Regions from separate parts of the Homo sapiens genome. Here region 1 is linked to region 2. A link is a loop called in an ENCODE intact Hi-C map of the cell type or tissue named here. Cell type or tissue: body of pancreas. All regions are shown on one strand. Links, peaks and the distances in the headings refer to the core of each region. The heading gives the core; the rest is flanking DNA. Region 1 overlaps ERN1 (endoplasmic reticulum to nucleus signaling 1). Region 2 overlaps ERN1 (endoplasmic reticulum to nucleus signaling 1).

What was found. A loop is a pair of places that touch in the nucleus more often than their neighbours do. Peaks named below come from ENCODE experiments on the same cell type or tissue, not always from the same donor. Only the 100,000 strongest peaks of a DNase experiment are listed, where the experiment ranks them.
Region 1: it touches region 2 in a loop (2.2-fold over the local background); 79 of 110 quality-filtered maps call a loop at or near these places.

The regions. Positions count from the first base shown.
Region 1 is chr17:64,060,672-64,069,034 of GRCh38, reverse strand. It overlaps ERN1 (endoplasmic reticulum to nucleus signaling 1), which reads left to right. Exons shown (of 22, transcript NM_001433.5): 7 at 744-845; 8 at 2,103-2,364; 9 at 3,748-3,826; 10 at 4,884-5,049. Among named protein-coding and RNA genes, the nearest start is that of ICAM2, 44 kb to the right of the region's middle. RefSeq lists enhancers at 4,892-4,941, 5,952-6,021. In body of pancreas, for the core only: a CTCF peak has its summit at 5,093 (motif pointing left); DNase peaks (open chromatin) are centred at 4,494 and 5,084; H3K27ac peaks cover 4,012 bases.
Region 2 is chr17:64,117,351-64,125,713 of GRCh38, reverse strand. All of the region lies in intron 1 of ERN1 (endoplasmic reticulum to nucleus signaling 1), which reads left to right. Among named protein-coding and RNA genes, the nearest start is that of ERN1, 8.6 kb to the left of the region's middle. RefSeq lists enhancers at 4,247-4,386, 4,617-4,676. In body of pancreas, for the core only: no CTCF peak of the experiment used is centred there; DNase peaks (open chromatin) are centred at 4,473, 6,913 and 7,173; H3K27ac peaks cover 4,266 bases.

The sequences.
Region 1 (8,363 bases), core at 225-8,224, 57 kb after region 2:
GAGAATCTTTTCCAGCGATATTCAGTCCTGGACCCTTTATAGTTCCTCTGTATTCTGCTGAATGATTTCTTCCTCAGCTCATTTGTCTCACAATATATCATAGACAGCTAAGAGAAACCATTCAACATTTTCTGCCTTCTGTCTGGAAATCTCCTTAGTTGGATCCCTGAGTTGATTAGGTACTTTTTCTGTCTTCCAAGTTACTGCAAGCAATAGTCATGCTCATCATGGCACCCTCCACAAGCTGGGTCACCCCTTTTCCATTTTCAATAGCAGTGCCCCCTCTGCACTAGCAAGTCTCCACCAACCTTTTTATCAGCCTCCCAGCCTCCACCTGCCAGCTGGTCCTAAAGTCAATGCCACATGTTTTAGGTGTTTGTTATGGCGCCATCCTGCTTCAAGGTGCCAATTTTTAATTGTCAGCAATCCATTGCTATGTAATAAGGCACCCCGAAGCTTAATGGCTAACAACAACATTCTATTGCTTACACTTCTGTGAGCCATGAGTCCAAGGGCATAGCGAGGGTGGGTCGTCTCTGCTTCCACATGCTGTCAGCCAGTTTCACTCATGTGTCTGGGCCTTCAGTTCTCCTCACATTGCCTTTCTCTATCGACATGGATAGTCTGGACTTTTTGGCCTACAGTTTAGGGAGGATTTGTTTGTTATAATTAGATAAGGACCACACCTCAGTAGGTACTATGGCCCCTCCGTGGTAATGGGCTGGCTGGTCTGTGTTCTTTAGAATACACCATCACCATGTACGACACCAAAACCCGAGAGCTCCGGTGGAATGCCACCTACTTTGACTATGCGGCCTCACTGCCTGAGGACGACGTGGACTACAGTAAGTGCTCTCTGCTGGATTTCACAAGCTTGGGCCAGTACTTTTGACCTATGTGGAAACAGTGGCTCCAGAAAGTAGGATTTTCTTTTAAGATACTCTTTGTCACCAGGTTCTTTCTTTCCATGGACTTTTCATGGGCTTATCATAAATACTTCCCACAGTCAATGTGCAGGGGCCTTGGTGAAGTCTGAAGGGAAACCGAAGTAAAATGGTGACAAGCTTAGCCAGAGAGGAAGGAGGACATCCCTCGTTGAGTCTTTCTATGTCACAGAAGGAATTTACTGCAAGCCCATGGAAAGTAGAAGTAAAATCAGCATAGGACATTAACAACCCTGTCAAGAAGGCCACTCTGCAAATGTGACTCATCCCTAGTTATTTCTGCAGTTAACATTCACCCAACTCAAATGAAAACTAAAAACCAATTTGCCACCTTAACATTGGTATCAAAGTTGGACTCTGCTTTTTCTTGTCAAGGACCTAGAATATTTTCGTTTTTCTCTGAGGACTCCTTTGTGAATCTGATGGGACAGTGTCAGTGGTTCAGGTCTGACTTTCAGGGTGTTTTTTTGTTGTTTTTTTTTTTGAGGCAAGTTCTCCCTCTGTTCCCCAGGATGTGTGCAGGAGTGCAGTCAGGGCTCACTGCAGCCTGAAACTCCTAGGCTCAAGCGATCTTCCCACCTCAGCCTACTGAGTAGCTGGGACCACAGGCACGTACCGCCACTCCCCCACCTACCTGGCTAATTTTTTTTTTTTTTTTTTTTTGTAGAGACGGGGGTCTCACTATGTTGCCCAGGCTGGTCTTGAAGTCCTGGACTCAAGTGATCTTCCTACCTCAGCCTCCCAAATTCTTGGGCTTATAGACATGAGCCACCACAGCTGTCCCTGACTTTCAGTTTGATCGATGGGTTTCAAGTGACTGCTATGAAATGCCAGATTAATAGGCATCTCCACTGGCTCCTTCCTCCTCAGTATTTACTCTCACTTATTGAATAGAGTGTTAAAGAACATCACCAAATAAATTGCCTTTGGGAGAGTGATCCTGGCTTGTGTTTATACGCCAGCCAGCTCTCAGTGTCTTGATATTACAGAGACTAAGCGAGTTCATTGGAAACAAGTGAAATTGCTCAGAGGAGATCTGAGAATATTCCAGAAGTCTTGTTTCCTCTAACTGAGTGACTAGAGCCTGCCACAAGAGTAGAGGATGTGGTTGCAAGATGGGGTGAGACTCAGCATGCTTTGTTTATTTGATCTGTACAGAGATGTCCCACTTTGTGTCCAATGGTGATGGGCTGGTGGTGACTGTGGACAGTGAATCTGGGGACGTCCTGTGGATCCAAAACTACGCCTCCCCTGTGGTGGCCTTTTATGTCTGGCAGCGGGAGGGTCTGAGGAAGGTGATGCACATCAATGTCGCTGTGGAGACCCTGCGCTATCTGACCTTCATGTCTGGGGAGGTGGGGCGCATCACAAAGTGGAAGTACCCGTTCCCCAAGGAGACAGAGGCCAAGAGCAAGCTGACGTGAGTTGGGAGCTCGGGGAAGGAGAGGGCGGCCGTGGCCTTCGTGTTCTGGTGCTGTTGCAGTGTAGCAGGCCCTGCACGGGAGGCCAAAGACAGGGCAGTCTCTGAAGCCATGAGGAATATTCAGAGCCAAGACTGTTTCATTTGGAAACCTCAGAATACAAGAGCTGAGGGGCACCCATTAACACTTCAGAGTTATTAAATATTACATAAAAATCATGGATGGGAGGTGTCGGGCACCATGGCATACACCTGTAATTCCAGCTACTTGAGAGGCTGAGGTGGGAGGATTGTTTGAGCACAGGAGTTTGAGGCCAACCTGGGCAACATGGCAAGACCCTCCCCCTGCCACCACACACACACAAATAAAGGTATAGGAAAGAGACTGCCAGTGTAAGTATAGTTTGGATCTATCTTAGGTGGTAGGGATGCAAGAGATTTATTTTTTTAACTTTCTATATTTTCTAAGTTTTTAGGTTATATTCATTTTAAAAATCAGAAAAAATAGTTACAGTGTGTGTGTGTGTCCAAGACTCAGCAGGCTTCTGTTCTCCATCCCCCTCTTCATAGCCTATCACCGAGTCACTTAAACTCCCCAAGCCTCAGTTTCCTACTTTATATATAGAGTTGTGTGGAAGATCAAACAAGATAATATGCCGGCAAGTGTTTAGATTGTAAAACAGCATTCAAATGTAAGGTATTCGTTGAGAGAGGTTTAGATAATGTAGTGGATGACCGATCCCAGGTGGGCTCTTGACAGTAAGCAGAAGGGCCAGGAGGTGTAGCTCTCACCATTTTCTGTCTCCCTGATGTCCCACATGGGGACAGACTACACAGCTGGGGAACCAGAAGTCTCACCAAGTCTGGAATTTCTTATGCATCCCTTTTGCTCTCAGCATCCAGAGTAGAGCAGCTGACCATTTCTCAGGAGTTCTGTAAAACCTCCAGGATCCTTAGAAAGCACAAGGCAGAATGGGGGTAGTTCTGGTGGTCGCTGGAGTGATCGCTGGAGTGAAAGTGTGTTGTAGAGAGTCATCTGAGGGGCCTCGGCGGTGGTAGTAAGCACTCAGTCTCCTCTGTGGCCACTGGGCGTAGTCCTTTCTGCAGGCATCATGGGCATCGTCTAGTCCAGCCCTGCGATTTTGCTGAGGCTTGCCATTAGGTGGCTTGTCCATGTTTCTGCAGTGAGTGACAGCTGGGATGAAGTCCTGTGGTCCTGTTCCCAGGGCAGTGCCCCTAGCTTCACACCCCTACTGCGTTCCTCCATGTCTGGGGGGTTAATGTGGTCATCCCTGCGGGTGGTATTTGGGGTGATGATTACTCCCTTCTGTGGGATCTGGAAATTCAATGACTCTGGAATGCATGTATCTGTTTTTCTCCTAGGCCCACTCTGTATGTTGGGAAATACTCTACCAGCCTCTATGCCTCTCCCTCAATGGTACACGAGGGGGTTGCTGTCGTGGTAAGTCCACTACGGAGGGCTCGCAGCTGCCTAACCACTTCTGTTCCATTTTAGCAAAGAATGACTTTGCTATGCATGAGCATCCTGCAGGTTAAGAATGAAAAACACAAATCTTAAGTTCTCAAAAACAGTTTCTGCACATGCCACATTCTACTTTGAAAGAAAGATACATGACAAAAACAGCTTCTTAAAGCCGAGGAATCCCTGATTATTCCCTTTTGCTTTTGTGATCAAATCTAAACTCCCCAGGCTGGTGTTCATGGCCCTGCTTCATCCAGTCCCACGATGCCCTTCCTCCACCCTGTTAGTTTCTCTATGTGAGTTGCGTGGCCCAACCATGTGCACCTTCTCCCTGACTTCTACAAGCCCCATGTTCATCTTTCCCCGGGGCCTTTGTTCAGGCTGCTCCTCACCTCACACTTCAAATGCCCTTTCTTCTTCCTTTTCCCTACTCAAACCCTTTGCATGCTTTTGCAATCTCGCCGAGCCTCCTTGGGCCTCACAAGCCTGCCTCAAGCATTCTGTCTCTGAAAGTCCAAGGCGTCATAATCCTAGCTGTTTGTCCTGATCCCTACAATGCTTGGGCTGTGTGGTTGGCTCTCTTGTCTTCCCAGTGATTTGGGCGGCTGCTTCTGTGAATAGACAGCGCCTGCCTCTGTCATAGTTCCAGCAGCACCTGAGCCAGCACTGGGCGTGTGGCTGGACTTTATTCCGCCCCATTGGTTGCGTAGATTGTGACTAACAGAGATATCCATTCATTCTCCTTCACTTATGTCTGCTTCTCATAATAGCTTCTTGGAGTTCTACACACACACTTCTTGTTCCCCAGTACCCAGACATAAGAATCTAAAAAGACGTCCATAAAGACATCAGTGCAGCTTGTCACATCCTGAGGGAGAAGCTTCTTTGCCCAGACTTTGGGCCTTTGTGTCTTGCTCTGTCCTGGACTAGCCCTGCACTAGAAATTGCTCACCTTTCAGGACAGTGGCTGGGATGGTGTGCCGTGGGACCCGCTCTCCCTCCAGGGCTCCTGACCCTCACTGCACCCTCTCCACAGCCCCGCGGCAGCACACTTCCTTTGCTGGAAGGGCCCCAGACTGATGGCGTCACCATTGGGGACAAGGGGGAGTGTGTGATCACGCCCAGCACGGACGTCAAGTTTGATCCCGGACTCAAAAGCAAGAACAAGCTCAACTACTTGAGGAATTACTGGCTTCTGATAGGTAAGAGCAGGTCTCCCACAGTAGCCTGAGGTGACAGCGTGCTGCCTCCTGGTGGGCGACCGCCGGCCCTGGTAGTTACACCGTACTGAGCTCGGAAGGCCTTGTGCTCAGAGCCCTTCCCGGCTGGCCCCTGAGACCTTGGGACATTTTTACCCCCAAGGAAAATCAACAAGGTAGCTGTGTTTCTGAGTCAGTTTTTGAAAACTGTTTAATGTTCCAAAACTCAGGTACTAAATTAATGTAAACCTTGTGTGAGTATCCGACATTAAGCCCTTTAGAATGCATTTCCTCACTCCTCACAGCAACCCTGTGTGAGGTAGGTACCCTTGTCATTTCCATTTTATAGTTAAGAAAACTGAGACTGTTTCTATGGAAGAATTAACTTGGAGTCCACGTGGGCATGAGGGTGAGGGGTTGGAGAGGCGAGGGCTGAGGACCCGGGAGGGATTAAATCCCAGGATGGATTGAGAGCAGCAGAGTCAGGGGCTGGTTGTGGTTCTAGGGCAGTGTCATCCCAGGTGTGTGGGAAGGTCCCTTTTTTCCTCTTTCTCTTGTTTTTGCTGCCATCACTAATGGCCAGGGATTGAACTAGAGGCCCTGTCCCAAGAGAGATAAGTTGAGATGACACTTCTTGAGTTGGCAGTGAGTGTGACAAACGAAGGCGGAAGTGAGAAGAGCTGTGTTCCTGGCAAGTGTGCCAAGTCATTAGAGCAGGAGGGAGTTTTCTTGAACCCCATCTGCCCTTCCTGTGCCCCATCCCTCACTGTTCTGCCACCTCCCAGCCCCAGTAGGGGCAGAGCAGGGCAGGAGGTCAGTCGGGTGCTGGAGCACCCAGGGGCCGGTGCAGTTTCTTCTCTCTGTTCTCTTCCTGTCGTGCTTGCTGGTGACAGGTACTAGGGGAGAAAGAGGTCAGGGCTGGGGCTCTGGAAAAGAGATGTGGGGCAGCTGGGAGCATGTGGGGACCAGGAAACAGCAGGATCTGCCAGGCAGTGCGGTGTAGGTGGGGATGTGTGTAACCAGGTATTATGGGGGGAAACCAGGTATCCTTGAGCCCTGCTCGCTTCCTTTATAGATTGTCAAGGTCCATTTCTTTTTTCATCCTGTTTCCTTGTAGCCATTTTTATTTTATTTTTACCAAATAACGGGTAAAGGAGATGACAAAATAATAATACGTTTTTATTAACAGAAGTAGTTGGAGGAGCATGTATGAATAGGCCCATGGTGAGAAAAAAATAGCTAATGAGAAGAGGTCATTGCAATTACAAGGCTGCTCAGCATTATGTGCCAGTTAAGGGGCTCACAGACTGCCCACCAGTGATTAAGAAGTGGAATTAAGGAAATGTGTATATATGAGAATACAGAAAATATGGGGGCAGGGAGTCTTCATGGTTAACTTGTAAAATGAGATCCCTTTAAAATGGAAAGGTTGTCCAAGTAAGGAAACTGCGAAAACAGCAAAGTATAAGGAATCTATTAAGTGTAAGGATCCCACAATTCGAAAGCCTCTTCTGAGGACCTCCAAAGCTCGTCATCTTAAAATATGGCACTGAGACTATGGCAGTGTCTCCTGTTGACGAGGGCCACAAGTAAAAGGATATGCCCTACTATGTCCAGATATGTCCTTTCATTTTCTCTTTGTGGAAAGCATTAAAGATATTCCAGGTTGTCATTAATCGTGAAAATACAAGGATCCAATTAGCTTGAGAGGCATGGTCTGTGGGTTGCCCCAAAGCCATGGCCCTGACCTTGGGTGCTTTCGGCATCAGAGCTTAGTTAACTAGGCATATATAAGCCCGGGAGAGCCTGATTCAGTAGGTCTGGGGCAGGGCCTAGCCATCTGCTTTTTGCTCTGGAATCTGGACCTAAGAGATAATGATAGATGAATACATCAAGGAGACCAGGTAATATTTGTACAAAATATTTAGTGGTCTCATGAGTAAGGTTGTACAGTGGTTGGTCCAGTGTGTACAGCGTGATATCAGTGAAGGCCCAGCTCCAGGAGAAGCCTGTTTACAAGAAGGTTGACAGAAGAACTAGGGGGATTCAGGCTAATGCCTTCCATAGCAGTCTCTTGGCAGGTGTCCTACCAGACAGGTAGGACCCTGAGCACTGAGTGGGTGTTGTGGGAAGGGCAGGACACTGCTGCACAGCGTGGCATGTGGAAGAACACCTCACTTTTCTTAGACCGTAGGTCTCTTGTTAGTGAGCCTCAGAGTTACCCGCACATACTCACATTCGGATTCCTGGGCCCTACCAGCAAGTCTGATTCAGTGGTCTGAAGTGGGCAGACCACAAGTGGAGAAATCCTGCTCCCAAGCAAAGCATGTCTCAGAGCTCCTTGGTACACAAGAGAAACTAGTGGTGGCTCAAAACAAAAGTAGGTTTCCCTTAAAGAATGATATTATGTTGTAGATAGAGAACTGACCTAAAGATGGGAACTCAAAGAGGAATTTTCCAGATCAAGAAATGTACACAGCTTAGACTAGTTCCTGTTTGTTGTCATCTTGGCATGTATGTCATGAAATCTTTGATAGGTTTAGGGGAACAATGGAAAGATCATAAGGTGAAAGAGACGTGAGTCAGAGTGAGATCTGCTCATAGCCAGAGAACAGAAAGGAAAGTCAGCCAGGCTACTGGCAGCCTAATCTGAAACAGTGACCTGGCTCTTTGGGGCAGTATGTGGACTCATTTTTAGAGCTGAATGGATTATCAAGCCCTATCAAATCCCAGTTCCCTATTCTAGTCAGCTTTGTATCTCTTACAGCAATTTGCACACAATAGATGCTCAATAAATGTGTAATGAATGCTCAGTAGCCATGCGATAGTTGTGTAGTGAACAGCAAATGAACGTGGAGCAAGCTATGGCCCCATCCATCTAGCAGGTGTGTCCTACTGCTTTCTCGCAAGTAATGTACCACTTTCCCCGATGGAAGCTCACATTTAGATAATAGTAGGACTGGAACTCCACCTGAGCAATTTAAATACCAAGATGGGAATTCGGCGGCCATAGAAGAGTGATGTTACAGGAAAAAGCATTGAAAGGAGAACTCCTTGAACTTTTAATGAAGCCTCATCATACTTCACCTGTGGATCGGGCCCATGCAGCCCCACGAGCCTTGCGTCTGGTGCCTCCCAAATGTCCTGATCCCTGTCATGCAAGGATACTTCTTCACTCCTCAGTAGGAGACTTGGAATACTGTATTCTGCCATGAAGTAATAAGGGTCCTGCTTTGATGGAATTTTCTGGTAACTGCCACTCATTTTCTCTAACTCACAGTCCTGCTGAGAGTTTGCATTGTGGACCCCTCAGTGGG
Region 2 (8,363 bases), core at 22-8,021:
CGTTCGAGAGCAGCCTGGCCAACATGGCAAAACTCCGTCTGTACTAAAAATACAAAAATTAGCTGGGCAAGGTGGCATGCACCTGTAATCCCAGCTACTCGGGAGGCCGAGGCAGGAGAATCGCTTGAACCTGGGAGGTAGAGGTTGCAGTGAGCTGAGATCACACCACTGCACTGCAGCCTTGGCAACAGAGCGAGACTCTGTCTCAAAAAGAAAAACAAAAAACAAAAAACATTGAGCTTCTGTGCCCAGCCGTGGGTTGGGGACTGGGGTTATAACTGATCAGGGTTGATGTGGTAATAAGCCGAGCTTTGCCTGCCAGTCATCTTGCTGTGGCCATAGGGATCATAAAGAAAGGGGTATTTTCATTTTTTCAATTATTTTATGTTTGGTGCTTTCTGTATGATAACAGGGGAAGATATTTTTTTTTGAGGCATTATCTCAAAGTAATCATATTCATTGTAGAAAAGTTAGAAAGGATAGATAAGCCTAAATTAAAAAATAAAAAACAAGCCTTCTATTATCTTATTTTCCAAACATTACCTCTATGAAGATTTTAAACAATTTTATTGAGATATAATTCACCTATCATCACAATTCACCCATTTAAAGTGTACAATTCGGTGGGTTTTAGTATATTGACAGAATTCTGCAGTCATCACCACAGTCCATTTTAGAACATTTTCATCATCCCAGAAATAAACTTCATACCTATTAGCTGTTACACACCGTTTCCCCCCAAACCTCCTAGTCCTTGGCAACCACAAATCTACTTTCTGTCTATAAATTTGCCTATTCTGGACCTCTTATATAAATGGAATCATACATTATGTGGTCTTTTGTAACTGGCCTCTTTAACTTAGCATCATGTTCTCAAGGTTCATCCATGTTGTATAATAACATGTGTCAGTACTTTGTTCCTTTTTATTGCTGAATAATATTCCATTATATGAATATACCACATTTTATTTATCCATTGTATTAGTCCATTTTCATGCTGCTGATAAAGACATACCCGAGACTGGGCAATTTACAAAAGAAGTAGGTTTAATGGACTTACAGTTCCACGTGGCTGGGGAGGCCTCACAATCATGAAAAAAGGTAAGGAGGAGCAAGTCACATCTTACGTTGATGGCAGCAGGGAAAGAGAGAGCTTGTGCAGGGAGCTTCCCATTTTTAATACCATCAAATCTCGTGAGACTTATTCACTATCACAAGAACAGCACGGGAAAGACCCATCCCCATGATTCAGTTGTCTCCCACGGGGTCCCTCCAACAGCACATGGGAATAGTGGGAGCTACAAGATGAGATTTGGGTGGGGACACAGAGCCAAACCATATCATCCATCCATTGAGGGACATTTGGATTGTTTCTGCTTTGGGACTATTAATAATTCTGCCATGAACATTTGTGTACAAATTTTTGCGTGGACATTTATTTTCACTCTTCTTGGGCATATATCTAGGAAAGAGATTGTTGGGTCATATGGTAACTCTTTGTTTAACCTTTCAAGGAACTGTCTGACTGTTTTCCAAGGCAGCTGCACTATTTTACATTCCCACCTGCAATGTAGGAAGGAGGGTTACAGTGTCTCTTATACCCTCACTGATACTCGTTATTACCTATCTTTTTAATCTTAGCCATCCTGGTGGATGTGGAGTGGTAACTCATTATAGCTTTGATTTGCATTTCTCTAATAACTAATCTAATATCTTGACATATGTTCTTTCAGATGCTTTTTCTGTGCACATATTTACAGGTAATACTTTTCTTCCCCACACTGGAACATATAGATCTATGTCAATCAGCTTAATTCTGCAACATTATTCTTAATTGGCTGCGTAGTATTTCTCTGAATGGAATGGATGTACCATAATTTGACCACTCAATCATTTAGATATTGAGGCTGTTTTTATTTTTTTTTATTTTTTCACTACACAGATATGTTTTTATTTTCATTATAAAAATTATAACAATGTAATGAACTTTCTTGTTGCTAAACTCTTGAATGAGTTTTAAGTGCTTAGTTATTTCCTGGAGATAGATTCCTAGAATTGAAATTTGCTGATTGTATGTAGTATTTTACAGCCCTCTCCCCCAGCCCTAAGCAATGTTGAGTGTTTTAAAAACAAAACTAACCTTAAATTGTTTTTATGATAGGCGGTTTAAAGTATGCTATTTTCTTTTATCAGTGGCCACTTTCTTTTAGGAGCGTAGACTTTAAAAGTTGGATGAAAATAGAATGTTTACATTTTGTTTATATTTTGAAGATGTAAATAAACCAAGGCAGTCTCTGGATGATACCCTTTGTACCTAAAAGCTATTGAGAAAATGTTTTATTTGGATTTGTTAAATGACTCATTTGTGGGGTCCTTTAGTTTGCAGTGGTTTCAGATCAACTTTCTAGGAGATGTGGCACCCATGAGCACCCTGAAATACCTCGGGATAATTCTCTGGTTTTGAGGGTGGCCCGCCTCCTACAGATAAGATTCTTTGTATGGTCGGTTGTGAGGCCATTTAAAACTTTTGCCTTAAGACTTCATAAATCAGAGTTGATACATTGATTGTCCCTTTTGGAGGCTGCAGTTCTTAAAACATGTGGCTGTTTTTCCTAGGAATATTTAAGTACCACTTGATAATAAAGTACTACCTTTTGCTGGGATTATCTACCTGGAAAAAAAAAGGGAACAAAAAATTAAAAATAAAATGTAATATCTGTGGTGTTTTATTTTTTGTTTTGTTTTGCTTTTCCTGCAAATTTATTCTTCCAAAAAAAATGTCCCTTTCAAAATAATCACCCTTTGGCGTGAATTTACGGGTTATTGAAATCAGTCTTAAAAAAATTTCCAGTTAAATTTAACAACTTATCTAACCCATTTAATAATTCAACTTTAAAACAAAAACGAACCTTTGAAAACAAATATTTACTCTTAAGCCAGTTATCCTTATACAAGTTAAAACATTCTCCAATTCCTTCCAGTCTTTGCTTAATAGGACTTTTACATGATTCACACTACACTTTTGATCAAAATTGTTATTACCCAGTTTGATCACACAATTTATTGAGGACACTTGGATTTGGTTTTCAGCTATTTATTAAAATGAAATCCATCCTAAAGTGAACAGGATTTTTACCATTTAGGGGATTCAAAAGTATATTCTTTGAAGGGAATTTCCAAAGAATTCCAGAAATATTTTGAGCCCTAGAAGCATGTATGAATAGATGTGTAGCCTCCCAAGATAACTGGAATCAGAGTGCATTAGACTGCTTGATGGGCTCTCGGCCATGTAGTCCAATGAGTCTCAATTTTTTCCCCTTCCAGCTGCACATAAGAAATATGGCGCACATCCCTCAGTAACAGTATGAGCACATCAGAACCTAGGAGGGTGGTGTTTGGGGCACCCTCTCTCAGGCATTACCCTCCTCTCCCAAGCTGAGAAAAATTACTACCCTGCTCTGTCTTCCAGAGCAGACAGATGGGAAAAGGCAACCAGCAAGGGCTGGTAACCTGTCCAGGGTCATGTGTGAGTGGCAGAACCAAACCTTAAACTTGATCCTCCTACCTCCCTTTGAAGAGAAGCCCCTGCAGTGCTTATGTTCTGGTGCGTATGTTGGGACAAACCAGTCTGGCTACCCTCAGTCATACCCTGAGGAGCTGACCAAACTATGTGGCCATGAGAGAAGGATCTAGAGAAGGTCTAGGCCAGTAGGCTTTCTTGTAAGCTTCAGGAAAATACCCAGATAATGTTATTTTTCCTCCGTTAAGAATCATGGCCTTCTACCCTTTGTTGCAGTTGTGCGAAGATGCCATTTTGAGATGGGAATGCTGCCTTCACCTGAGAGTCTCCATCAAGGAAATTGGCCATTTTCAACTGTAGAGTCAAATCCAGCAATCATGGAGAGAGTAGGGATTAAAAGCCTGCTCGGCTGGGCACAGTGGCTCACGCCTGTAATTCCAGCACTTCAGGAAGCTGAGGCGGGCGGATCATAAGGTCAGGAGTTCAAGACCAGCCTGGCCAACATGGTGAAACCCCATCTCTACAAAAATACAAAAATTAGCCAGGCATGGTGGCGGGCACCTGTAATCCCAGCTACTCATGAGGCTGAGGCAGAAGAATCGCTTGAACCTGGGAGGCGGAGGTTGCAGTGAGCTGAGATCCTGCCATTGCACTCCAGCCTGGGCAACAGAGACTCCGTCTCAACAACAACAACAAAAAATTGCCTGCTAAGCCTAATTCACAGTTTAAGCTAATTTCTTTGCTTGGAGTCTAATAATATCCAAGCAGGTGCATGTTTTCAGTAACATCTCGCCTAGTCATATGTCTGAAAGAACAAAACTGAAAGTTCTTTCCTTAGAGGCCTTTAACCCAAGCCGCTCTTCTCTAGCTCAGTCACAGCCTTCACCAAGAAGTCCTGAAAAGATAGAACTCTTGCATTACCGTGCTGGTTCTGGGTGTTTGCCTTTGCAGAGGCGCCACCTGCCAAGCAGTTCTGGCACCAGGGAGCAGGTCTGTGATGACAGGAGAGAGACAGTGGCTGTGACTCTGGCTCTTAAACCACAATGGAGGGATTCAAGTTAGCTTAGGTAGCTCTCAGAGGAGACTAATGAGGGAAGGAAGGAGCAAGGGGGGAAGGAAGGTGCCCCTGGGAGTGTGTCTCACTTCCCTTGCTGGTTCATCCGAGAAGGCAGGGACCCTGGCTTGCTGATGGTTGCATCCTCTGTGGCATTTAACGTGGCATGCTGGTTATACCCACTGTAGGGGGCACTCAGCAAATATTTATTGAATTCTTCTTTGAGACTCATTAAGACCAATAAAGGGGCTGTATTATATCATCAAGCAAGTGGGTTGTGGATGGGGGTGGGAGGTATTGCTTCAGCTATATTTTATATTCTTTAATGGGATTGCACCAGTTGTGTGTCTTTCTACAGAACTAGAGGAGCTTTCAGGATATTTGCTTGGGTGGACGTGACCCATAGTGTGTAGTGTTCTTTTGGTGGGCTCTTCTTATCAGTAATGAGATTAATTTTTCCATTGCCAAACTCCATGAGGTAAACAGTTTGTGATTATTTCATGTCAGTTTCATTTTTCACTCAGCATGATGTTTCACTGTTAAAAAAATGAACCTTGGCCCAGAGTTGTCCTCTCATGTATTAAACATGACTTCCTTTGTTAGTAGACTAATTTATAATTATAATTCAAAACCATCCCATTCTCCAGTGGATTATTTCCCCCCTCTCTGTCAGATGAAGGAATAATTGTTTGTCTGGGCTGCAGGAGTGTCTGTCATGGAAACCGAATTTTTCTGTACATTCTCTGAACAAACAGTGCTGTCACATCCCTAGAACCTGACATTGTCATTGATCTCCAGTTGAGTCAGAGAAGTTTGTTGACCAAGGTAAATCAGATCTCTCTTCTCTTAAAGCAAATGGCCCATGACTCCTGAGGGGCCACTAGGAGTGAGAGAATCACCTGTACAGGGGGCCACAACTGTGGCTAGGAATGTGTTACTTGAGGCGGTGCTTCCCAGCCATGACTCAGTCACCTGGGGAGCTTTTTAAAAACGCTGTGCTGGGGCCCCATCCTATGTGAATGAAATTGGAATCTCTGGGAGTGGGGGCCGGCATCTTTTCTTTTTTAAAAAAAAAATGTTTAAGGCCAGGCTCAGTGGCTTACACCTGTAATCCCAGCACTTTGGGAGGCCAAGACAAGAGGATCACTTGAAGTCAGGAGTTTGAGACCAGACTGGGCAACAATGAAAGACCCCATCTCTACCAAATAAACCAGCAAAAAATGTTTTAAGGCCCAAGTGACTCTGATGTGCAGCCAGGATGAGGCCTTCAAGTAATTTTTGTACCTTAATCCTGGAAAGAACAAATGCATCTCCAAATTCCCAGTCACGTCACAGAGCACGGGACCAGACTAGACACAGCATTTGGCTCATTTTACAGAGAGGTTAGGATTGATAGAGTCCGCTAGTTAGTGTTAGAACTAGAAATAAAGTTCTAACTTTATTTCTAGTTCTAGGCGTGGTGGCTCATGCCTGTAATCCCAGCACTTTGGGAGGCTGAGACGGGCGGATCATCTGAGGTCAGGAGTTGGAGATCAGCCTGGCCAACATGGTGAAACCCCGTCTCTACTAAAAAAATGACAAAAATTAGCCAGGCGTGGTGGCGCGTGCCTGTAATCCCAGCTGCTTGGGAGGCTGAGGCAGGAGAATTGCTTGAACCCAGGAGGCAGAGGTTGCAGTGAGCCAAGATCCCACCACTGCACTCCAGCCTGGGGAACAAGAGTGAAACTCAATCTCAAAAAAAAAAAAAAAAAAAAAAAAAAAAACCTAGAAAAAAAGGAACCTAATATTACATTTTCTCTACTGTACTATATCATTCAACTTTTAAAGAGCAGGTAATTTAATGGATTTTTTCCTTTGAATACAAACTGTTGAAATTGCTTTTATCAGCTTTAACTAATAGGCCTTATATTAAAACATATTTAGTTACTGAATTGTAAGATGTTTAAATGTTTATTTAAAGTTACCCGACTTATGCTTGTTTATTTATTTATATATTTGTTTATTGCCTTTTCCATATATTAAGAGGCTTAAGAAATCAAAACAATGTTGTTTTCCAGGCTCCTTCACAGTATCCTGATGGGTAAAATCATCTTCATGGTTTTAAAAGAACCTTCCATAACAAAAATGAAATAGCCATTGCGAGTGAGGAGAAGGGATTTGTAGAAGGAGTGAGTTAGTTAAAGCACAAGAAGAAGCTTGTGAACCAACAGGAACTTTCCTATCAGGGTGGGAACATATGTTTTGGAAGCAAATGGTGGGAGGGTGCAGGCTGTGACACTCCCTTCCCCTTTTCATGTGAGAGCTGGCTATTAGCCTCATTGCCTGAGTCAGGCAGAGTTCCCTCGAAGGGTTTTTATAGCAGGTGCCGAGCTGACAAGCCCAACTGTAGAACACAGGAGAGGACCAGTCAGTTGTCTCAGCTCCCGGACCCATCTCAGTTGTTTCTCAGAGGATCTTTATTAGCTGGTTTAGAAACAGGAGGACACTTGCTTTCAAGCATCACATTGAGTGGGCTGGACCAAATCCAAAACTCTGCTGGAACCAAGTTGACAAATGTCAGTAGAATTGGGAGCCCGCTCTTTGAATACAACCTTGGAATGGGGCTTGGCACCTGGCCTGAAAGCGCTGTGTGGACTCCAGCACCAGGGCTGTTTCCTAATTTAACTTAATGCTTAAAGGAAATCCCAAGTGGCAGACCAGTTCTGCACTCCTTGAGCAGATAGGCATTTAGCTGTTTTTAAATGTAAAATCATTTTAGCTGTTTTTAAATGTAATCATAGGGCCAGTATCTTGTTTCTATATGTGTGTTTGCCCCATATGATGAAATTGTATGCATTCTTTCAGCAAGTGAGAGTCCGGAGGTTCTGTACTAGCTAGCTGTGCAACTTTGGGCAAATGAGTTATTTCCCCCTCTGCTTCCTCATCTGTAAAACAAAGCAACGGAACCAGAAAATCTCTTTGGTGGGCCTGTTTCCAAATGTCTTCCCAAATTAGGATCACCATTTAGGTGAAAGCGACTAGTCCCCCAGCCGCCTCTTTTTCTGGTGCAGCCTCATACGGGGAGGTAGAAGATGGGAGGGCTGCTTTGCTTTGAGCCTCCCAGCTTCCTAGCTCTTGAATGTAGTGAATTTCATCTGTTCATCCATTTATTTATCAACTTTTTGAGTACATATTTTATGCCAAGCACTGTTTGAGATGCTTGGGAAACATGAACAAAACAAAGACCCCCGCCCTCATGGAACTTCTACCTAGTTGGTTGGGATAGACAACAGCATGGTAAATACATTATATAGAATGTGATAAGGTGATAAAATTCTGCAGGGGTTGCAGGGGAGAAACATAGAGCAGAGCAAGGGAGATGGAGGCCTCGTAAGTTGCCACACACCGTGGTGTGGTTTCATCGGCTCTCGCTCACCTGTCTTGTATAGGGCCTAGGGCCTTCCCTGACCACTGTACTCTCGTAGACTAGATCCCTTCCTGCACTCCAAATAGCACCACGTCACTTAGTGTTGGGGTAATGTACAGGTTGGTGCTCCTGTTTGTTTCTTGTCTAATCTTCTGGAGGACTGGTGTTGATAGTCCTCAGGTATGTCTGAAAATCCTGAGCAAATATGAGGGACTGAGCGTGAACATTGTTGATTTTTCTTTACTTTCTATTTCTTTTTTCTTTTCTTTTTCTTTTTCTTTCTTTTTTTTTGAGATAGAGTCTCACTGTGTCGCCCACACTGGAGTGCAGTGGCGTGATTTTGGCTTACTGCAACCTCCGCCTCCCGGGTTCAAGTGATTTTC